Regions from separate parts of the Homo sapiens genome. Here all the other regions are linked to region 1. A link is an interaction called in ENCODE POLR2A ChIA-PET data of the cell type or tissue named here. Cell type or tissue: CD4-positive, alpha-beta T cell. All regions are shown on one strand. Region 1 has its middle 13 kb from the start of CDC42. Region 2 overlaps CDC42 (cell division cycle 42). Region 3 has its middle 37 kb from the start of WNT4.

Region 1 (8,000 bases):
TACCTATTTTACAGAGGAGAAGTCTGAGGTCCAGCAGTTAAGCAATAATGGCTAATAAGTGTGGAGCTAGGATCTGAGCCTTAGATGTCTATCCAAGGCGTGGGCCTTCATCCCTCATGTATGGAAATGTTAATTTAACATTTGAGAATCTCCTGTATGCACAGTGTTTCTTCTTTTGCTATTTATTTATTTATTTTGGAGACAGAGTCTTGCTCTGTCTTCCAGGCTGGAGTGCAGTGGTGCAATCTCGGCTCAGTACAACCTCCGCCTCCCGGGTTTAAGCGATTCTCCTGCCTCAGCCTCCTGAGTAGCTGGGACTACAGGCACCTGCCACCATGCCCGGCTAATTTTTGTATTTTTTAGTAGAGACGGGGTTTCACCAATTTGGCCAGGCTGGTCTCGAACTCCTGACCTTGTGATCCGCCCACCTCAGCCTCCCAAAGTGCTGGGATTACAGGCGTGAACCACCGTGCTTGGCCCTTCTTTTGCTTTTTAAAAATCTCTATTTTACAATTTAAAATAACATTTCTTAGATTCATTTGATACAGAAAAAGTATGAAAAAAAATGGTTCATAATCTCACTGCCCAGGTAATTCCTATTGACTTTTTTTTAAGAGCCTGGGTCTCATTCTTAGCTGGGACTACAAGTGTGAGCCACCACACCTGTCCTGCAAGTATTTCTTTTACCTTTAAAAAATGTCAGTAGAGGCCGGGTGCAGTGGCTCACGCCTGTAATCCCAGCACTTTGGGAGGCCAAGGCAGGCGGATCACGATGTCAGGAGATTGAGACCATCCTGGCTAACACTGTGAAACCCCGTCTCTACTAAAAATACAAAAAAAATTAGCCCGGTTTGGTGGCGGGCGCCTGTAGTCCCAGCTACTTGGGAGACTGAGGCAGGAGAATGGCGTGAACCCGGGAGGCGGAGCTTGCAGTGAGCGGAGATCATGCCACTGCACTCCAGCCTGGGTGACAGAGTGAGACTGTCGCAAAACAAAATGTCAGTAGAGGCCATGCCTGTAATCCCAGCAGTTTGGGAGGCCAGAATGGGAGGATCACTTGAGGCCAGGAGTGCACGACCAGCCTGAGCAACATAGCAAGACCTGTCTCTACAAAAAAATTAGCTGGGTGTGGTGGTGTATGCCTGTAGTTCCCAGCTTCTCAGGAGGCTGAGGCGGGAGGATCCTTTGAGCCCAGGAGGTCAAGGCTGCAGTGAGCTGTGATTGTGCCATTGCACTCCAACTTAGGTGGCTGAGTGAGACCCTGTCTCAAAAAAAGAATATACATATATACATTTACATATTTATATATAAATTTAAATGTTTAGTTTATATAAATGTATATATATGTAATATATATAAAAATATATATTTGCATATGGATAGAAAAGTCCAGGAGAATAGAAGGATATAAAAAGAAAACTTAAAGGCCCTCTTCTCATTATTAACAGTTTCTTATGTATCCTTCCAGAAAATACAAATTATATATATGTGAGCAGAAAATACAAATTATGTGAGCAGATACACATATATATTCCTTTAGAAGTTACATAAAAATATGCATGTTTAGTGCATATTTTTTCATTACTCAATAAGTCTTAGAGGCCTTTTGCTATCAACATACAGAGATTTACTTTATTTAAAAAATTGGTTGGGTGTGGTGGCTCATGCCTGTAATCTCAGCACTTTGGGGGGACAAAGCAGGTGGATCACTTGAGGCCAGGAGTTTGAGACCAGCCTGGCCAACATGGTGAAATCCTGTCTCCTGAAAATACAAAGATTAGCTGGGCGTGGTTTTGGATGCCTGTAATCCCAGCTACTCGGGTGGCTGAGGCCCAAGAATCCCTTGAACCTCGGAAGCAGAGGTTGCAGTGAGCCGAGATCACACCACCACACTCCAGCCTAGGCAACAGTGCAAGACTGTCTCAAAAAAAAAAAAAAAAGTAAAAAAAATTTTTTTGGCAGCTGTATGGCTGTACTTGGCCTTTTACTTTCCAGCAAGAAGTGTAAGGTAGAGGATTTAGGTATGGACTCAAACCACTGAGGCACAAGTGAGGTTTAGAGAGGTAACTGACAGAGCCAGGGCTCAACTTTCACGTTCTGAAACCAGCTTTGGTTCCCAACAACCCCGTGGTACCAGTTCTTTGTTATGGAAATGAATTTACAGATTAGATTGTCCCAAAGAAACCTAGTAAGTGGAGAAGCTACAGTTCATCTCTCGTTTCATCTGGCCCTAGCCTCACGCCTTGCCACAAGGTCATACTACCTGAATGTCAAAGAATAGAGCAGCTCCACTGTTTGAAGGGCTCTGTGAGGATTCGGGAATAGAGGAGTTCCCCATTTCTGTCGCCACACCTCTGAGATGGTGCCTGTGTCTGTCATTGTTTCTTGAATCAATCTAGACCTCAGTTCTAAAGAACCCTAAAAACTCTGTCCGTGAATCTTGGGGGAAGGAGGAAGTCAATGTAAAATACTTCCATATTGTATTTCTAAGATGTCTATTTCCCCTTTGTGATTATTTTGACTGCAAGTTCCACAAGATAATACTTTCATCTAGTTATTGAAAAGTGCTCCTGCGAGATGGCTGCTGGGAAAAACCAGTGTTAGGACCACAAGGTAATATGAGATCCCTAGCAACTGGCTTGTGCCATGGAAAAACATGTCATCTGTTGGGCAGCTACTCCCTGAGCAGTGAGTGGGTGCCAGGCCCTGGCTGCCAGAGAGGAGGCCAGCTCCAGTGGGTGTGGGGGCCACGAGGAGTCGACTGTGGTAGTGATGGTGGTGGCTGCAGAATTCAAGTGCAGCTGGTCCTCCCAGAGCATCACGTGGGGTCAGTTTCCCTAGACAGCTCAGTACAATGCGCTTGACAATGACTTGACTCTTTTGCTAAGCATTCTCTTTCCACCCACTGCTACGCATGTATTAGACAATTGGACATTTTCCCTCAGCCTGGAATGCCCCTCCCTGAATCTTTGCCAGCCTACTCCTGTTTGTTCGTTCTTTCTTTATTTATTTATTTATTTTGAGACAGGATCTCATTCCTGTTACCCAAGCTCGAGTGCAGTGGTCTTGACTTCCCAGGCTCAGGTGATCCTCCCACCTCAGCCTCCCAAGTAGCTGGGAGTACAGATGTGCGCCATCATGCCTGGCTAATTTTTTGTATTTTTAGTAGAGAAGGAGTTTCACCATGTTGCCCAGGCTGGTCTCAGACTCCTAGGCTCAAGTGACCTGCCTACCTCGGCCTCCCAAACTGTTCATTCTTTATGATGCAGATAGACACGGTCACCTTCATGAAGCCTTCTTTGATTTCTGCTTTGAACTAGCACTTGAAGCCCCCCTGTGAGCTCCTACAACACCTTAGCTTTAGTTCTTGGTACTTGCTCATGCAGCAAATAGATGTTACGTGCCATGCCCCATTCTAAGCATCACACTGCAGTGCAGCATCTTGTTTGTGTCCCAGGCAGATTGTGAGCTCCATGAAGAGGGAGACTTTCTATGTTCTTTGCATTGAACACAGGGCCTGCACCTGGGGGATCCTCAAGGAGCACTTTGACTTTTGTGGGAGACATGGGAGACATGGTTGTTCCTTTTTTTTTTTTTTTTTTTTTGAGACAGAATCTCGCTCTGTCACCCAGGCTGGAGTGCAGTGGCACGATCTCGGCTCACTGCAAGCTCCGCCTCCCAGGTTCATGCCATTCTTCTGCCTCAGCCTCCCGAGTAGCTGGGACTACAGGCACTCGCCACCACGCCTGGCTAATTTTTTGTGTTTTTATTAGAGACGGAGTTTCACCGTGTTAGCCAGGATGGTCTCGATCTCCTGACCTCGTGATTCACCCACCTCGGCCTCCCAAAGTGCTGGGATTACAGGTGTGAGCCAATGCGCCTGGCTTTTTTTTTTTTTTTTTTTTTTTTTTTTTTTTAGAGACAGAGGCTCTCTCTGTTGTGAGGCTGGAGTACAATGGCGCGATCTTGGCTCACTGCAACCTTCGCTTCCTGGGTTCAAGCGATTTTCCTGCCTCAGCCTCCCAAGTAGCTGGGACTACAGGTACGTGCCACCACGCCCAGCTAATTTTTGTATTTTTAGTAGAGATGGGGTTTCACCATGTTGGCCAGGGTGGTCTCGATCTCTTGAGCTCGTGATCCGCCCACCTTGGCCTCCCAAAGTGCTGGGATTACCAGTGTGAGCCACTGTGCCTGGCCACGGTTGCTACTTCTTAAGATATTTCCTTTTAGCAAACACAAGTATCCACGGTTCATCAGTGACCACTAGGTGCTATGTTGTGGAGGAAACAAGGAGTGAGACTAGTAGTCTCCTGTAGAAGAAGTAGGGATGGAGATAAGAACAAAACAAAACAAAAACAAAAACTACAAAGGGAAGGCTTCACTTCTCTGTTCTGCATCTGACCTTGCAGTGAGATGAGGTTAACTGCCCTTAGTTGGCTCTGCAAAGCGCAGGGGCCTCTTTAGGTGCCTAGCAACAACTTGACTACCCAGAATGGTGATTTTGAAGCTGGGTGTGGTCTCCTGGGCAGGAAGCCACCAACACCGCCAGAGCAGCCAGGGCCTCCCCTTCACTTCCTCTGAGCCAAAACTCCGCCTCCAATTGGGGCCAATACTTATTGCTTTGAGCCCTGTCTTAGAAACACAAATGGAAGGTTTCTAGCAACAATAACTTCTACCACTTAGATGTGTGATGTCAGACAAGTCATGCCACCTTTCTGAGCTTCAGCTCCTATACCTGTCTTGGTCCTGGCTTATTCTCAGGCAGGGTTACCCTAGCACAGCAGCCCAGGTCCACAAATACTCAGTAAATGCTACTGTATCTGAATCTGAATCTGCTTAATTAGGGGAAGATTCAGTGAGTGACCTTTTCTCAGCTGTCCCTTGGATCTTGTTCTTTTGACCCTCTCTCTGCAGGCAGCTCCATCTTATGTCAAATTTCTATACGTCAAATCCTGTTCTTGGCCAGGCATGGTGACTCACGCCTGTAATCCCAACAGTTTGGGAGGCTGAGGCAAGAGGATCGCTTGAGCCCAGGAGTTCAAGGATAGCTTGGGCAACATAGCGAGATTCCATTTCTACAAAAAATAATAAAATTAGCCAGGTATGGTGGTGCACACCTTTAGTCCCAGCTACTCAGCAGGGTGAGGTGGGCGGATTCCTTCAGCCCAGGAGGTGGAGGCTTCAGTGAGCTGAGATTGTGCCACTGCACTCCAGCCTCGGTGACAGTCAGATCCTGAGTCAAAAGAAAATAAATACATAAATAAAGGCTGGGCACAGTGGTTCATGCTTCTAATCCCAGCACTTTGGGAGGCCGAGGGGGGTGGATCACCTGAGGTAACGAGTTCAAGACCAGCCTGGCCAACATGATGAACCCCTGCCTTTATTAAAAATAAAAAAAATTAGCCGGACATGGTGGCGCGTGCCTGTAATCCCAGCTTCCCTTGAACCCGGGAAGCAGAGATTGCAGTGAGCCCAGATCGCTCACTCGGGAGGCTGAGACAGGAGAATTGCTTGAACCTGGGAGGCGGAGGTTGCAGTGAGTCAAGATTGTGCCACTGCACTCCAGCCTGGGTGACAGAATGAGACTCCGTCTCCAAAAAAATAAAAAATAGGCCGGGTGCAGTGGCTCACGCCTGTAATCCCAGCACTTTGGGAGGCTGAGATGGGCAGATTACAAGGTCAGGAGTTCAAGACCAGCCTGGCCAACATGATGAAACCCCATCTCTACTAAAAATACAAAAATTAGCTGGGCATGGTGGCGTGTGCCTGTAATCCCTGCTACTTGGGAGGCTAAGGCAGGAGAATTGCTTGACCAGGACTCAGGAGGCAGAGGTTGCAGTGAACTGAGATCGCGCCACTGCACTCCAGCCTGGGCTACAGAGTGAGACTCCATATCAAAAAATAAAAAAAAAAACCATAAGAATATATAATAAATTTCACATATATATATAACATGCATCCTAAAAAGTGTACAAATCTTAATTGTATGGCTTAATGAATTTGTACGAAGTGGGCATACCCTTATTACCACCTTCCAGATCAAAATACAGAATATTACAGGCACCTCAGAAGCCTTCCTCAGGCCCTCTCCCAATTATTAACCTCCAAAATATTATTGCCCTAGTGTTGTCTGTTTCTGAACCAAAGGGAGTCATTAGTGTCTGTCTTCTTATGTTGAACACTTTGTCTGTGAGATCATCCATCCCCTGAGCATCCTGCTTTTCCATGCCTGTGTACCTGAACACGCCTGTTCTTTCTGCCAGGACACAGCATGCTCTATCCTGGCCCAGCCAGTCTGGGCAGCTCCTCCAGATGCAGATCAGACCTTGCTCCTTTGGGAAAACTTCCATGATCAGCTCTGAGTTTGAATCCCAGCCCTTCCACCTACCAGCTGCATGAATTTGTGCAAACATTACTAACCTCTCCATGCCTGACTTTTGCTGATAATTTATATATTTCAGAGCTGTTGTGAATTTCAAGTGAGATAATAACATACTAAATACTTAGAGCAGTGCCTGGAGTGTAGGAAGTGCTTAACAAATGTTAGCTAGAACTATTGTGGATAGTCTGCTTTTCCAATTCCTCTACACCTTATATATACCCTGTCCTAGTGCTTGTTTTAATTACTATTATTATTATTATTATTTTGAGATGGAGTCTCACTCTGTCACCCAGGCTGGAGTGCAGTGGCGCAATCTCGGCCCACTGCAACCTCCGCCTCCCAGATTCAAGTGATTCTCCTGCCTCAGCCTCCTGAGTAGCTGGGACTATACAGGCGCGTACCACCACACCTGGCTAAATTTTTTTGTATTTTTAGGAGAGACGGTGTTTCACTATGTTGGCCAGGGTGGTCTCGAACCCCTTACCTCAGGTGATCTGCCTGCCTCAGCCTCCCAAAGTGCTGAGATCACAGGTGTGAGCCAGCGCACCCACCCAGCCTCGTTTTAATTATTGTTTGTCCCACTGGGAGTCCTTAATTCCTTGAGTAGGGATTGGTCTTATGGTCTTATTGTATTTCTTTTTTTTTTTTTTTTTTTGAGACGGAGTCTTGCTCTGTCGCCCAGGCTGGAGTGCAGTGGTGCGATCTCGGCTCACTGCAAGCTCCGCCTCCTGGGTTCACGCCATTCTCCTGTCTCAGCCTCCACAGCAGCTGGGACTACAGGCGCACGCTGCCACGCCCTGCTAATTTTTTTGTATTTTTAGTAGAGACGGGGTTTCACTGTGTTAGCCAGGATGGTCTCGATCTCCTGACCTTGTGATCTGCCAGCCTAGGCCTCCCAAAGTGCTAGAATTACAGGAGTGAGCCACTGCGCCCCGCCTATTGTATTTCTTTAACAGATTTCTATTGAGTATGCACTATATTCTAGCACTGAGGGTACAGTGATGAAGCAAGTCCTTGGATTTACTGGGTTTTACTTGGCTTTAATGGGAGGAGACAGTAAGAAAAATACAGAACTGAGACCATTTCAGATAGAGATAAGCACTATGAGGGAAGCAAAGCTGCGTGTGATAGCAGGTGGGGGGTGCTAGTTAAGCTGAGAAGGAAGAGGTCTTCTTGAAGAGGTGGTATTGGAGCAAATTCCTGTGGGGTGGAAGGGAGCAGGTGTGTACAGATAACCAGGGGGAACAGCAAGAGCAAAGCCTCTGAGCTAGGCAGAATAAATTCAGTGTGTCCGAGGAACAGCAACCAGGGCGGCATGGCCGGAGCCCAGTGAGTGAGTACGTGGTCCTGATGAGATTGGAGAGATGGACAAGGGCCTACACGATGGGGACAGAGTTGCTCAGTTATTTCTGGACTTTACTCTTTCCCCTATCCTTTCTCATCCACCCTTGTTCAGTGACCCAGATTATCTTTGCCAGAGATGTGTAAGCAAGATGAAGGAGGCAAGCCTGGGCCAGTTAGAGAAAAGGCAAGAAGGAAACAGGTTTGGTGAGTTCCTCCCCTTTCTCTGCCTCCAGGAAGGGTTCAGGTCCCTAGACAAGCATAATGATGTGGGCAT
Region 2 (8,000 bases), 53 kb after region 1:
CAGATGATTTAAACATAATCTTCTAATCCTCGTTTTTTTGGGCAGTTTAGTGCTATTATAGAAGCAGTTATTTAAAAGTTTAGAAGATTTTACACCTTCTCATGCATAGCAACTGTTTTGAGAGTTTTAAAAAATGCCTGGTGCTTCTCTGTGTGTTTTAGTAACATTCCCAGAAAAGTGTGCCTGTGTGTGTATATTGGGGGAGACAAGGGAAAGTCATGTGTGAAACACTCATGTCCATGTTAGACACTAATTCTGTGTGCTTCTGATGCATACCTCTGTTCTCTAGATATGGGTTGCTTTGAGGGAAGACACATAGGCCCTGTGGATTCACTTTTAGGTTACTAGTGATGCTTTAGATAATTGGATGCTTTTAATGTAAGATTTTTACAGTATCAACAGGTGTATATAGTAAATCCGTTTGTAGAGAGTATGAAGTTTAAAAGGTCTTAGCAGGTACATTTTTCTTACCAGAGTTTGAAGTATGGAGAAGTCAAAAGAGGGGAAGTTAGAAAATGGGGTCTGTGGTTGTGTTTGGGAGCTAGAACTTTGAGGCTTACAGATTCTGTTTGTTGATTCCTCTAAAACTAAAGTCTTAATATAAACAGATGGTGGTCAAGCAAAGATTAGTTTTGTTTCATAGAGCATTTGTTGATCTTCGTCCATGGTAAGCAAGAAAGGAATTCCTTCTTGTTAAGGGATACACTCCAGTTTCTAATAGTCCTCCTCCTCTTTTTTTCCTTATAAAGTATATTTCCCTTTCTGTACTCCTTCCTTCCTTTTATATTTTACTGCCAGAGTTGGTTCCTAGATGTGCAGAAAGAATTGCAGTGGAATTTTAACTTTTATGTGGCATTTCTACTTTGTAAATGATGTAGAAAGAGGAAGGCTTTTTAACTTTTGCTGCTTTTAAAGAATTTACTGCTGTTTCTGATTTATTTTGTGTCTAATGTGACATGTGGGTACCAGTCCTGTGGGATGTCATGGATGGGGGCAGGGTGGAGGTGGGAACACTTGGGGTGGTCTGGGGTTGGCACTTACAATTGGAGCTGTGTTCTGGGACTTTTAGGACATATTTACTTGGGATCAAACTGATCAAACTAAAGAACATGTGAAACAACCTTGGGTGGTAAACTTGTGGCTTCAGATTTAGGTGATTTTAGGTGAGTCTGTAGACCTGGGTCCTAAGTACCACCAATGCTGAGTCACACTGTCATGTTGGAGTTTCTGGCTGAGGTGTAAGTGTATTTCTGTATCTTAATCCCCGTAAGATCTGAGAATATTCTTCGTTTTCACTCCATGCTTTATGCTCTGATACCCATGCAGACATCTTAAAGCACTGGACTGCTTGCTAAAACTCATTCTAGGACCCCATTCTTTGTTTTCTTATGACTTGGGTGGTGGTTACTTGCTCTAATAACATTGCTGAATAACTGAAGTGTATGCTGTTTTTAGAGTCTGTTCTTTAAAGTCCTTCTAGTTGGTACTGTTGCACAATTAACACTTTTTAAATGTCTGAACCTTTCCGTTCTGGGAAACCAGTTTACTCTGAAATCTTGATTAATCACATTCAGATATGTCATTGAACCTAGAAACACATAGCATGCCTGTTAGTCTGCTATTTGTGTCCTTCAGTTATTCAGGGGCTGAATTCACATAAGCCTGAAATTGTAATAGATTTATTTCCAAAATGTGTTAGAAGTCAACATATTGCATTTTAATAAAAATTGCTTTCCTGCTCAGTTAACCTTGCTTGAGGTGAAGTTTTTGGTCAGTTATCTACTCTCCTGGTTATAATGGGCTTAAGATCTAGCATTCTAGCGTTTTTCTTAAGGCACATTGCTTCTGTGAATTCAGCTCATTTAATCCGGACTGCTGTTGTACCTGCTAGTCTTTCTAATCCTCTAACCTGGCTGCTATTCTCTCTCCTCCCCTCTGTCTTGTAGAGAGGTCTGAAGAATGTGTTTGATGAGGCTATCCTAGCTGCCCTCGAGCCTCCGGAAACTCAACCCAAAAGGAAGTGCTGTATATTCTAAACTGTTTTCTCCTTCCCTTCTTTGCTGCTGCTTCCTGTCCCACTACTGTAGAAAGATCGTTTAAAAACAAAGGAATAAAACCATCCTGTTTGAAAGCCTCTGCGTCTTTTTACTCACCACCTTAGAGCAACCTCTGTATTAGTTTTTGATCAAGAATGCAATATCATATAAATTTTTTGTGATCAGTAGTCAAGTTGGACTTGTTTTAACGTTCTGCTGCTTGAGTTGCCTGATGCTCAGAGCTTTTTGGTTTGGATTACTATTGCAAAAGGGAACTTGGTCTGGCTTTAAGAATGTCCTCTTGGAGAAAATAACAAGAGTTTTAACACTTCTAGATCTTAGTTCTAGATGGAGAAAGTAACACAAACATCATTTTACTCTTATGATCAATTGTTAATTGTAATTGCATGACAAACCTTATGGAAAAGGGGTGACCTAGTAGAGTGTAATGGGGAAGGGAGGATTCTTTTCTGGTTTTCCTTTGTGCGGTGAAACTTTGTGTTGCTGTTGCTTTGGCTGTCTGTGCTGTAGTGGAGTATTTGTCAGTCTGGGGTGGGGAAGATATTGATGTATCTGCTACTGCTTTATGAGTTCATTTGTTACATTATCTTTTAAGAATAACATCCATTTAAACAGTTGACTTACAGTTTGTTAATGCTGAGATGTAAAGCTGCCACCTTTATATTTTCCTGCTTCTGATTTTATTGTGAGGGAAATATACAATTGTGGTTACCTTCAAATTTTGAAATTAAAAATATACAACCGTTTGTATAAATGCCTGATGAAGCTTTATTCCTGTTGCACTGACTGGCTCTAATTTTACGTATGTATCAGGTACCCACATTTTTGCTCCCTTGAATCTCCTTGACTCTGTCTAACTGGTGGGATAAAGGGAGTTCAAAGTGACTATCTTTGCAGCTACCATAATCACCCTCTCTCTCTCTTTGCCTGTGCCTTCCATAGAATAAGGATGCCACTGACCCGTGCCCGTCCTCTCAGTCCTCTGTTTCATATCCAGCTGTTTCATTTGAATGCAGAGCTGCTTCCCTTGTTTTTATGTAAAATGTTTCAGCAGCACATTACAAAACTCATACTGAATGAGCAAATGACACATGTGCTTGTTTGCTTCTTGTGACATACATTGGTCTGCGCAAAGCTTTCTCAAAGGACCACTGTCTCACTCATGAATATCTGCTCCTCTGCTCCTGAATTGCTGAATCCTTCCAGTGCCCTGGACAAATCTTGGTGAAGTGAGATTATTGTGTTGAGATTCAGGGTTGTTTTTAATGTTTCTTTCTTTGCCAACTCTTGGGGGTTTGAATGTTTTAAATTTGAACTCCAACTTTATTATACTGAAAATCAGACCGCCCATTTTTTCTTTCTACCCCTTTTCAGAAAGGCCTAAAGAATGTATTTGACGAAGCAATATTGGCTGCCCTGGAGCCTCCAGAACCGAAGAAGAGCCGCAGGTGTGTGCTGCTATGAACATCTCTCCAGAGCCCTTTCTGCACAGCTGGTGTCGGCATCATACTAAAAGCAATGTTTAAATCAAACTAAAGATTAAAAATTAAAATTCGTTTTTGCAATAATGACAAATGCCCTGCACCTACCCACATGCACTCGTGTGAGACAAGGCCCATAGGTATGGCCCCCCCCTTCCCCCTCCCAGTACTAGTTAATTTTGAGTAATTGTATTGTCAGAAAAGTGATTAGTACTATTTTTTTTTGTTGTTTCAAAAAAAAAATTTTTGTGTGTGTGTGTTTTTTTTTTTTTTTTTTTTGTTGTTTAAAAGCAAGGCATGCTTGTGGATGACTCTGTAACAGACTAATTGGAATTGTTGAAGCTGCTCCCTGGTTCCACTCTGGAGAGTAATCTGGGACATCTTAGTGTTTTGTTTTGTTTTTTTCCCTCCTCTTTTTTTTGGGGGGGAGTGTGTGTGGGGTTTGTTTTTTAGTCTTGTTTTTTTAATTCATTAACCAGTGGTTAGCCCTTAAGGGGAGGAGGACGGATTGATTCCACATTCCACTTCCTAGATCTAGTTTAGAAAACATGTTCCCCATCTGGTGCTCTTAGGAAGGAGTATAGTAAATGCCTCATTTAATAACATACTCCTTTTTGAAAGTTGCCTTTTCTCTCCACCCTTGAGTAGATCCAGTATTTGATGAAACTCATGAAAGTGGGTGGAGCCCATCTTGCCCCTCCTCTTTTCTAGGACGCACTATATGTGACTGTGACTTTCAAGGACATTTGTTTGCCATTTGCTGATTTTTTTGGGAAGTTAATTTCTAACTTCTTTCACTGATAAATGAAGAAAAGTATTGCACCTTTGAAATGCACCAAATGAATTGAGTTTGTAATTAAAAAAATTTTTTTCCCTTTCAGTCATTGTCTTATATGCTTAGCATAGATTTGCAGCTCAGTAGTATATGGTGTTCCTAGAATGCAGCTGAAGACCTGTTATGTAGAGGAAATACGAGGGGTGGTGCTAGAAGACAGACATCTGTGGAATGATTCACATCCTCTCAAGTTAGGAGGATGGAGGCCTGCTTCATTAAGAAGCTGGGGGTAGGGTGGGGGTGGGGAGAACACTTAACAACATGGGGACCAGTCAGGGGAATCCCCTTATTTCTGTTTTGCATATGAGGAACCCTAGAGCAGCCAGGTGAGGCTCTCTAGTTTAATAAAAATCATGGAAAGACTCTTAATGCAGACTCTTCTTAAGTGTTAATAGGGATTTTTTCAGCTTATTTTGGTTGCAGTTTCCAATTTTTAAAAATGTTGAGGTAATCTTTCCCACCTTCCCAAACCTAATTCTTGTAGATGCATTAGTGTTGAACCAATGCTTTCTCATGTCTCAATTCTTTGTATATGCATTCTTTTCAGATGTATTAAACAAACAAAAACCCTTCACAAGCCAGCCTGAGGGTTGTTATTTTCCCTCCGTCTCTTACTTTTCAGATATTGAGGAGTGGGAATTTGACTCTTGATAACATCAATTTCTAACAAACTTTGGGATAAAATTTTAAAGCTTTATTATTTTTATTTTCTGGCATTTTAGTTTGAGATAATATTTAGCCCTCTATATGTTCAGGTTTGTGCTTTCTCCTCTAAGTTTGACCCTTCCCTTAAATACCAAGTAGGTCCATAATAATTCTTAGTGAAGCAGTGTTCAGGAAGCTCACTGCTCATGGTGGAAGGAAATGTCAGTGTACCTTTAATCCATAGATCATTGAAAAGCAGCTCATTTTCCCCCAAGTTTTCTGCATCAGTGGTTCTCCAACTGGAGTGCAGCTTGAACAATGTGATTTTTAAGTTTTCCAGGCATTTCTAAAATGTAGCCAAGTTTGGGAATCACCACACCTAGTTGGTTATCTCAAACTACTACTATCAGAATACAGGTTCTGTGCTGCGAATCTGAATATGGGATACATTTTCTTTAGGTAGCAAGAAAGGTTTATTTACCTTTAGGACATTATACTGATCTGCATGAGAATCTTAGAAACTAAGAACCCTTAAAATCAGTTAAGGTTGGTACACTGTGGCCTCATTTTGATAGTTCTCTGCATGGAGTCATGTTTGGCATGATTTGCATACTGTGCTAGAATTAAGCTGGGTTGGTTGAGAAGGGGTTAGGAAGAGGCAGATGTAAGCTTTAACAGTTCTAACCAAGAAATGCATCTTATTTATTCCTTGTTGACTATACTAGGGAGAGATACCTGGATCATGTGATACCCTGGAAAGCAGGGACATATGTATCCTTAGTGTAGTCAGGGGCGTATAGGTCCTTGACTATTGCTATATCTTTGTCCTAAAGCAATGCTTGACATGATATGGCTCTAGAAGTAGTCATTGGATGGGTATATTATTTTATAAATGAGTAAGTGAAATAAAGCAGGTCATACAGTTGTGTCAACGAATTATCCGTGTATCAGAAGAACAAGGATGATGGGGATTGATTGAAGCTAATGTTTTCTTAAATATTTTCAGATTGATTTCTGCATGTCAGAAGAACTTGGGTAGCAAGTGGATGCAGCTTAGGTTTTCCATTTAAATATTGTTTTCTATTTGACGTAACAAACTTGCTTATAGTCGTGGCTTAGAAGGTGAGTGATATTCTCCAGGGAGTATGATTTAGAGGCTGGAAAGGGTTATTGAAAATAGTCCTTACAGGCTTAGTTTGTGTCAGAATTTATAGTATTTAATACGATGTTAATATATTATTGCTATTTATAAGTGTTTTACTGAACATCCTAGAAATAGATTTTTTTTTTTTTTTTTTTTTGAGACGGAGTCTCGCTCTGTCGCCCAGGCTGGAGTGCAGTGGCGCGATCTCGGCTCACTGCAAGCTCCGCCTCCCGGGTTCACGCCATTCTCCTGCCTCAGCCTCCCGAGTAGCTGGGACTACCGGCGCCCGCTACCACGCCCGGCTAATTTTTTGTATTTTTAGTAGAGACGGGGTTTCACCGTGTTAGCCAGAATGGTCTCGATCTCCTGACCTCGTGATCCGCCCGCCTCGGCCTCCCAAAGTGCTGGGATTACAGGCGTGAGCCACCGCGCCCGGCCAGAAATAGATTTTATAGTTAAAGCGATGTTCTTCAAGCTGGACTTTATGCCACAAGGGGAGTGTATTCTAAAGGGGAAGAAAAGGATTGTGGTTTAAAAGAACAATTGTAATATTTCCTTCATTCTGAGGTGTATTTTTCTCACATTTTCATATTGTAATTAGGATACCTGTTAACATTGGTGTACATTTAATGTAGTAGTACTTTTTCTCCTTTTGCCCTGCAAGTTGTCACTAAATTTGTGCTATCATAATTGTTACCTTCATAGAATGCTTAAATAGTGGTACTTCTTTGACTTGTTAGGTTTGGACTATTTTCCTTTTCTTCTTCCATTTGTGAGGTAAATTAGTGGTTATTTTGGTGCTGGGTGCTAAGAAACTCGCAAAACAAGGGCCCTGCTCAAGAAGGATTGAAACTTAGTCCTTGCTGGGTACAAATTTAGAAATTTGTTATATAACTGTGGGGCAAGGGACAACATTTCACCAGGAAGTAGCAACTCCATCATCTTTCAGGAAGGGCTGATGGTTAGGGCATCTCTGAATGATTATTGGAGGGAAGTGGCTTTATGTCACACTTGTTTTCTGTAAGTCTTACTCTGTATCTACCCGACTTCAGATCATGGTGATTTAATTACATGGCCCAATCATGTTTTCTTTCCAGGGCTGCTTGAATGCTTGAATACTTTTTTTTTTGAGATGGAGTCTCGTTCTGTCGCCCAGGCTGGAGTGCAGTGGTGCAATCTCGGCTCATTGCAAGCTCCGCCTCCCGGGTTCACACCATTCTCCTGCCTCAGCCTCCCGAGTAGCCAGGACTACAGGCATGTGCCACCATGCCTGGCTAATGTTTTGTATTTTTAGTAGAGATAGGGTTTCACCATGTTAGCCAGGATGGTCTCGATCTCCTGACCTCGTGATCCGCCCGCCTTGGCCTCCCAAAGTGCTAGGATTACAGGCGTGAGCCACCGCGCCTGGCCAGAATGAATACTTTTAATTACTACTATGAGTCTTTTTTCAAAGTGCCTCCACCTTAAAAAAAATTCCTTATTTTATTCACTTGCCAGAATAATGTTGCATTTGAACCATGCCAACGGTAGCTTATTAAAACAGCATTTATTTTTCTCATTCATGGGTCAGCTGAACTTGTCTCTAGCCTTCAGATTGGGCTCAGGTGGGCTTTGTGTTTGTCATTCTGGAGCCTAGTTCCAGAGAGCAGTGGCTGCTTGAGTGTGGACTTGCTTATGGTGGGCCAAAGAGGGGCAAGGGAAAGCGCATTTACACTTTCTCGTATTCCATTGCCCAGAGATGGCATATAGCCGATCCCAAGTCAGTGCTATTCATTCATTTTTTTAAAAAAATTTATTTATTTATTTATTTATTTATTTTCAGACGGGGTCTTGCACTG
Region 3 (8,000 bases), 67 kb after region 1:
TAGAACTTTTTGATTTTAAAGAGAAAAACTGTATTAAATAGTAGGAAAAGCACATATATTTTGGAGTAGAAGGCCCTAACTTTGAATCTGGCTCTGTTAATGACTAGCTGTGTTTGGGCAAACTGCTTTAGTTTTTGAGTCTTGATTTACACATCTGTAAAATCGAGCCAATTCTGCAGAGTTGTCATTAGGATTTAGGGATAAGGTACTCTCCTCCAATAAGCACTCGGACAAGAGGATAGACAAAGCTTTGTCTGATAGGGAATTCTCATAGAAGAACAGCCAATTTTATAATGGTAGTGGGTACAAAATGGTAATTTGTCACTGTGATTTACTTTTGTTTAGGCATTTATTCATTTCAGGAATGCTTATCTATATCTTGTCTGTTTTGTAGGAGCCAGTATAGAGTAGTATTAAAAACATAGACTCTAGAGCCAGACTGCCTGGTTTTGAATCTTGGGTTCACTGTTTACTGGCTGTGTGATCTTGGGCAAGATATTTAACTTGGATGTTTTTCTTTTGAGGATAGTAACAATATCACCTCACGGGGTTTCATGAGGATTAGACAAGTTCATGTGCGTAAAGTGCTTACAACAGTGTTTGGTTATTATTGTTAGCTGTTGTATGATTATCTTGAGGGAAGCTTGCTGCTTAGAGATCTTGAGACTTACAGAGCTAGCCCGAATGGCAAATATGTTTGAATTAAGCATTTCCTGTAGACTGTGTTTAATAGTTCAGATGGGTAGGAATGCAGTTCAAAAAACCTGTCAAGCAATCCCAGTAGTATTTTCTGATGAACCCTCAAGTCCTTCTGGATAAGACCCCAGCTAGTGCTGAAATGTGGTGAGGCCTGTGTTTCCTCCCTGAAAATAATGACCAAGATTTTACATTTGCACAGTGTGTCACGTTCTTTCAGTTTATTCCCACAGTCTGTGAGGTGGATAGGCCAAGGGTGATAATTCATTACATTTTAAAATAAGGGTATGGTCTCTGGGAAGGAAAACAATTTGCTTAGAGTTGTACAGCTGTTTGGTGACTACACTTCAGGCCTCTGTTTTTAGGCCAGTGTTCTTTTATGCCAGCCTGGTCCTGCTCTCTTCTGATAGAGGTTCTAAGGAATTGTTACCTTGTAGTAACCAGTGATCTATGGATCATGACTGTGGGGTTGAGAGTCGTAACCAGTGCCTTTTTAGCTCATAGAACTCTTGGAGGAGCTAATGGTACTTCCCCGTGGGGCCAGTGGTGGGTCTGATGCACCTCTGGGAATAATAGTAATAATAAAAGGAAGAAACAAAGTGTGATTTGCCCGATTGAGGGTGACTAGGAGTGACTTTGGGAACACATCTAATTGTTTGTCAGTAGATTATTTTGCCACATTCAGTCACTGCCTACAGTGATTTACAGCCATTATTTCTTAACATGCTGCATTTTTCTTTGGTATGCCTTAGTGGTATACCTGGTATAGATCTGAAGGTACTGTATAGTTAGTTTGCCTACATAACACTAACAATGCAGTTCATTCCTTTGTTCATAAATTCATTTATTTAACAAACGTCTGCTTAGTACCTGTATTCGTCTGTTCTCAATGCTGCTGATAAAGACATACCCAAGACTGGGTAATTTATAAAGGAAAAGAGGTTTAATTGACTCACAGTTCAGCATGGCTGGGGAGGCCTCAGGAAACTTACAGTCATGGTGGAAGGGGAAGCAAACACGTCCTTCACATGGCGGCAGGAGAGAATTGCAGAGCAAAGTGGTGGGGGGTAGGGGGAAGCCCCTTATAAAACCATCAGATCTTGTGAGAACTCATTATCACGAGAACAGCATGGAGGTAACCGCCCTCATGATTCAGTTACTTCCCTCCAAGTCCCTCCCATGACATGTGGGGACATGGGGATTATGGGAACTATAATTCAAGATGAGATTTGGGTGGGGACACAGCCAAACCATATCAGTACCTCTCATGATGCAGTAGGATGACCAAGACAAAATTCTTAAACTGGCGGGACTTACATTCTAGTAGGGGGAGGCAGACATGATTAAAATGTGTATGTCAGAGATGGTGTTAAGTGCTGTAGAGAGAAAGTACGGGACTCCACAGTCCCATCAGGTCTGATTACTTACACTTCTCGGATTTAAAAAAGGAGATCCTTGAAAGTCTTAAAAGGCTATAAGGAAGAAAAACTGCTTCTCAAAATCTAGGTTTTGTATATATCGTAGAACTGTAAGTATTTTAAAGAGCTAGAAGATTCAGATTATGTTTATTTCCTCTCTGATTTTAATTGCTTTGAGGATATTATAGTCTTACTTGGTTCAAGTTAGTTGAACTTGGTTCAGGCCAAGTTATCAGTAATGGGAATGATAATGATAGGTGAGTCTCTCTTTAAAAAGACAATGGGAAGGACTTTTAGAGGTTATTTAGACTAGCCCTCTCAATTTTGGCGGGGTGGGGTGAGTGTAACAGCTTTATTGAGATATAATTCCTGTACCATACAATTCACTTAAAGTGTACAAGTCAGTGGTTTTTAGTTTATTCACAAAATTGTGCAACTATCACCTGATAAATTTTAGAACTTTCTCTTTCCTTCAAAAACTCTTTTCTTCAAAAACACCCTTTAGCTGTCATACCCTGAAACTTTCTGCCCCATCTGCCCAGCCCTAAACAACCGCTGAACCACTTCCTGTCACTGTAGATTTGCCCATTGTGAATACTTCGTATAATTATAATATGTAGTCTTTTTTAACCAACTTGTTTCACTTAACGTGTTTTCAAGGTTCATCCGTATGGTAGCATGTGTCATTACTTCATTCCTTTTTATGGCTAAATAGTATTCCATTGTATGGAGATACCACATTTTGCTTATTCATTCCATCAAATGATGGACACGTGAGTTATTTCTACCTTTTGGTTACAATGAACATTGTGTACACATTTTTACATGATCTCTCAGTTTTCAAATGAAGTAAATGTAGTGGGGTGATTTGCCCAGTTCCCAGTGTGGTTCCAATGCATTGTGGGGCTCCGGAGGAGGCAGTGGTGCCACCTGCTTGACCAAGATCGTAGCTAGCTGTGAGGAGCTTGGAGCATGTAGGCATTTCTGGAAGAATTGAAATTATGTTTAGTTTCAGGGCCTTCTGTTCCTTCAGGAGGAGTGATACAATGGCATGAGGATGGACTTTGGTATCACATTTTCTACTGAGCCTCTGTAACCCTGGACAGGTGACTTCTATAAGCCTTGGTTTTCTCATTTGAAAAATGGAATTAATAATGTACCTTGCAGTGTTGTGAAGACTAGCAATAACATAGGTAAAGCACCCACCAGATCTAGCTGTGTAAGTGGTATCATCATTTAGGAAGTTACTGGAAGGACCAAGGAAAATGACGATGAGGTGGGCCTGTAATGATCCAGAGCAGCCACTAGATGGCAGAGAAATAGCAAGAAAAGACTGGCTGGTTGTGCACCTGGAACTTAGTAAGGTTTGTTAAGCTTCTTTCTAATTGTCCTTAAGAGGAGAGTACAGGCTCCCACATTGCTGGGAAAAGAGCCCACCGCCCACAGAATGTCATCACCCCATACCTGCAGCCTGTGCAGATATAGAAACACTACTGTGCGCCAAATTCGATAATCTTGCTTCTCATTTCTTAAAATAATTGCTGCCAATTCCCTAGACCCCAGTCTGCTTGACTGTCATGAAATTGCCTTTCAGTTAACCTTCAGCCAAGTATCAGTCTTCGTTCTCCTTGTCTGTTTTATTTATTTTTATTTTTTACTTAAATTGGGTCATGAGTCAAGCCTTGTAGATTCTGTTGTTGGGGAACTTGCAGACCAAGACATCCTCTGTTTTAGACAGATATATTCCATCCCTACAAGCAGAATTAAAGTTAGACTGTCAGGGAATAGTGAAATGTCTGTGTGTGGGATGATGCTTGGAGAAAATTGGTCGATTTCAGGGCTGTTTAGGTTGTTTGAAATAGGTACAAGCAGAGAACTTTTGAGGGCAGCCATTGGGACTGTTATACCAGATGACCTCCCCCTTCTTCCAGAGTTCTGAGTCTAGGTGCCCAGAATGGGTAAGTCAGTGGAAGGTTCACCTTTTCCCTGGGCCATTTAGGAGGACTTCCGGCTCTTGGTTTCTCTCAGCCCCCTTTTGCTGCCAGGGAGGGCAGTTGTGTTTCTAATTGAGTTGAGGCTGCCTGGTTTGTAGAGGCCAGTGAATTGAGGATAAAAAAAGCAGATGAGTTAGGGGCAAATTGGTAGGATCTTGGGGCTGGAAGTAGCCTTGAAAAAGATCACTTGGTTCAGCAATGAATGTCTGACTTAGGAAGACACTAAACCTCTAGTCCTGAGACCCTGCAGCTAAACTGAGAGGGTCTTGGGCAGGCCTGAAACTTAGACAGAAATATATGGCTGAGGTCGGTTCCTGGGCCTCAGCAGGTCTGGTTCTTGTTCATTGGGAACCAAATGGCTCTGGTCTCACACTGCCTGATTTTCTTAATGTCTCTGCTGTCTTAACTTGTGTTTGAGCCTCTCCTATCTAGCATGGTGTTGAGCACATAGTTCAGTTCTATGAACAGAAGGAAGGGAGAAGAGGAGTCAGGAATGCAAAAGAAGGCAACAGGGAAAAAGCTTGCATGGGTCGTAATACATTGTATTTATAAAGCTGCTGAGAAAATGCTTTCATGTTCATCTTCATAAAAGCCTGTGAGGCAAATAGAACAGGTGTTTATTTTACAAATGAGAAAACTGGCTTAGAGTTGAGCTTCTACAAGATTTTACAGATTGAACTGGAGTCTTTTGGTTCTGAATCCAGTGTTCCCGCTACTCAAACACCTTACTTTTGTGGGTGGTGCCTCTTCTCCCTTTTCTGTGGTTAGGAAAGCTAGAACTGGCCTTCTACTCATTCATAAAGTGGGTAAGAGTCATCCTTGGAGTATGTAGGGATTTCATCCTTAGCACCTCTCAGGTCCCTGTTTTCCTTCCATGAAGCCACGTACCGTTGAGACAGGCTGTTGCTCAGATTGAGGTAGAAGTGATTTACGGAAACTGGCCTGGCAGTGGCTGCTTTGGGTTCCAGATTAAGGAATCTGGGTTTTGCCTCCATCATACGAATTTTTCCCTTCATGTGTTAAAGGGAGTCCTCCTACCCTTTTTGGGGTTGAGAAACTAGAAGTTAAGGAAGAAGGAACTTTCTTTTTCTTTTTTTTTTTTTTTTTTGAGACGGAGTCTTGCACTGTCGCCTGGGCTGGAGTGCAGTGGCACGATCTCAGCTCACTGCAGCCTCTGCCTCCCGGGTTCACGCGATTCTCCTGCCTCAGCCTCCTGAGTAGCTGGGATTACAGGTGCATACCACCACATCCGGGTGATTTTTGTATTTTTAGTAGAGACGGGGTTTGACTATGTTGGCCAGACTGGTCTCGAACTCCTGACCTTGTGATCCGCCCACGTTGGCCTCCCAAAGTGCTGGGATTACAGGCGTGAGCCACCATGCCTGGCCAAGAAGGAGCATTTTTTTCAAAAGCAGTTTTCAGGTTACCAGAGAAGTTACAGGTTTTGGGATAAAACAAACCTAGGTTTCAAACCCCTTCGTGCCATCTAATAGCTGTGGCTTTGGACAAATCCATTAACCTCTAAGCTTTAGTTTCATTATCCCTAAAATTAAATCATTGCTATGTTGTAGGGTTGGTGAGAATTAGAGATGTGTGCATGAGATCAGCATGTAGTGAGTGTCTTTACGTTCTAGCTTTTCATGTCTCTACTGTGTGCTTCCAAGTTACCTTCTGCTTTGGGGTGCTGAGAGCAGGAATCCCGGCCGAGGCCTGGTTTTTGGGAAGTTCACCCCAGGGGCTATAGAATCTGGTGCATTTGTATTTTCCCAGGAGAAGGGGGAGGATGTCTTTAAACTTTTTGCTGGCTGCTGGGCCCTGGGACAAAGGGGAGACAAGCCCCAGGGCTGAGACAATCATGTCTTTATTATCTCAGATGTCTCAGGCCTGTCCCCCGCCTGGAGATATATGGCTGGGAAGGCTAACTCCATGGCCTCGGCGCGATTCCAGGTCCTAGGAATGTCTGGCTGTTTTATAGCAAACAGAATCACGCACAACAGCCCAGCATCCAGGCATCTCCACCCCAGCAAGCTCATTCTCCCCGCCAGCTTGTAAAACAGTGGGACCTACAGCAGTGTGACACAGGCCCCATGGCTCTTGGGGTCTCAACACCTTGGCATAGGGCAGCAGTCATGGGCAATGTTGAACCCATCTAAGGCTTTGGGCACAGGGCCAGCAGTGCAGGCCTGGCTGTATCCAGGGACCACCTTTCAGACCAGGCCCTGCCTGGCTCAGTTCTCACTTGCAAGCCATGGGCTGCCCTAATTCTAGCCTGTTTCTCTTCCTTTTGACCCGTTTGGGGAGCAGCTGCAGGGAACCACTGAGAAGGCTTGTTTACAGATGCACTTGGCACAGGATGGGGAGACCAGCAGCGATGAGTCCTGAGTTCCAACTTCCAGCTGCTCCCAGGTGCTGAGAAGCCTTCTACTTTGGGCCCCAAAAAAACAAGTCCACACTGTTGTCTTTGGCCGGGGCTTCAGGAACTTGGAGATGAGGAGACTAGAAGACAGTGGGTGAGATAGCTGTCCAGGCCGTCATCTATAACAAAGCCGTGTGGGCTGGCCCTCCAGGGAGGCCTTGCACAGGGACCATGGGTTGTGGACCCAGGCTGAGGCTCTTCTCTGGGGCCCTGAAAGGGGCACTAAGGGGCCTTGAAGTCCAGGGATAGTAATGGGTAGAGATAGTTTAATTGTTCCCTTGACTTCTTTATTCTGGAGAAGGAAGAGTCCAGAGTAACAGTCATAGACCTGTAGCATTTTGGAAAAGGGCTGGAGCCCACTCTTGTGTGGCCGTTCATCAGTGAGTCGGTCTATCTTGCACCTCTCTGATGGTCAGTAGATGGTTATGTTTTCTCCCCTAACATGGATGTCTCAGTTCATTTGATCTTCAGTGCATCCTTCCCACCCTCGATATGAAATAGAAGTTCCAGATCCCACCCAGAGAGTGCTCACAGTTTAGTGGGGGGGTATGCATGTGTAAGCAGTAGTATGTATGACACCATGTGGCTTGTACCTTGGGAAGCACAGGTCTGTCAAAGGAGCATCAGTCCCTTTTTTCTTTAAAGTGTGTCCTCTGCCCAACTGAAGTCTTGGGGAGCCTACTCTTAAACATCTACTGGCTCAGCATTCTCAGGATTGGAAGTGGGGGCAGGAACATTCTCTGATGTTAAAAGCCGTAATAGCTAATGACTGAGCCCTGGCTGTGTGACCAGCCATGTGCTAAGGGTTTTACATGCTGTATCTTCATGATAGCTCTGTGAGACGGCTACTCTTTTCATTCCCAGTTTATAACTGAGGAAACAAGTTAATGACTTGCCCAAGGTTCACAGCCAGTCCATGGTAGAGCTGGGGTTATTTGACTCCACAACTTAAAAAAAAATTATTTTTGAGAATGTTCTGAGCTGTTTTTTCTTGTAACTGAGATCCAGCTGGTGCTATTGGTGGGCTGTTGTGGCTAACTGCCTTACAGAAAATGTAAAAATGTCTAGAATAGAGTTGACATTAAGTCCCTTACATGTCAATAACTAAATTATTAGTTTACTTAAGCTGAAATTAGTCAACTGGCAGTTAAAAGAAAAGTGGTGTTCAGTATTTATTTCTATAGAAAAGTGGTAAGGTGTGGCTGGGCATGATGGCTAACACCTGTTAGGCCATCCTGGCAACATGGTGAAACACTGTCTCTACAGTAAAATTAAAAAAAAAAAATTATAAAGACAGATTCTCACTCTGTCACCCAGGCTGAAGTGTAGTGGTGCAATCATAGCTCACTGTAGCCTTGAACTTTTTTTTTTTTTTTTTTTGAGACGGAGTCTCGCCCTGTTGCCTAGGCTGGAGTGCATTGTTGTGGTCTCAGCTCACTGCAACCTCTGTTTCTCCAGTTCAAGCGATTCTCCTGC

What was found. Peaks named below come from ENCODE experiments on the same cell type or tissue, not always from the same donor. Only the 100,000 strongest peaks of a DNase experiment are listed, where the experiment ranks them.
Region 2: POLR2A ChIA-PET joins it to region 1 with 16 read pairs; 18 of 35 experiments call an interaction of 5 or more read pairs at or near these places.
Region 3: POLR2A ChIA-PET joins it to region 1 with 10 read pairs; 16 of 35 experiments call an interaction of 5 or more read pairs at or near these places.

What each region holds. Positions count from the first base shown.
Region 1 is chr1:22,035,461-22,043,460 of GRCh38, forward strand. No RefSeq gene overlaps it. Among named protein-coding and RNA genes, the nearest start is that of CDC42, 13 kb to the right of the region's middle. RefSeq lists an enhancer at 4,547-4,616. In CD4-positive, alpha-beta T cell, no CTCF peak of the experiment used is centred here; a DNase peak (open chromatin) is centred at 4,531; H3K4me3 peaks cover 1,249 bases; H3K27ac peaks cover 3,297 bases.
Region 2 is chr1:22,087,997-22,095,996 of GRCh38, forward strand. CDC42 (cell division cycle 42) reads left to right here. Exons shown (of 6, transcript NM_001791.4): 6 at 3,432-8,000. The coding sequence ends at 3,521. Among named protein-coding and RNA genes, the nearest start is that of CDC42, 39 kb to the left of the region's middle. RefSeq lists an enhancer at 1,215-1,284 and a silencer at 1,820-2,114. In CD4-positive, alpha-beta T cell, no CTCF peak of the experiment used is centred here; a DNase peak (open chromatin) is centred at 4,595; H3K4me3 peaks cover 1,345 bases; H3K27ac peaks cover 1,613 bases.
Region 3 is chr1:22,102,402-22,110,401 of GRCh38, forward strand. No RefSeq gene overlaps it. Among named protein-coding and RNA genes, the nearest start is that of WNT4, 37 kb to the right of the region's middle. In CD4-positive, alpha-beta T cell, CTCF peaks have their summits at 3,432 (motif pointing right) and 3,633; DNase peaks (open chromatin) are centred at 1,805, 2,660 and 3,430; H3K27ac peaks cover 840 bases.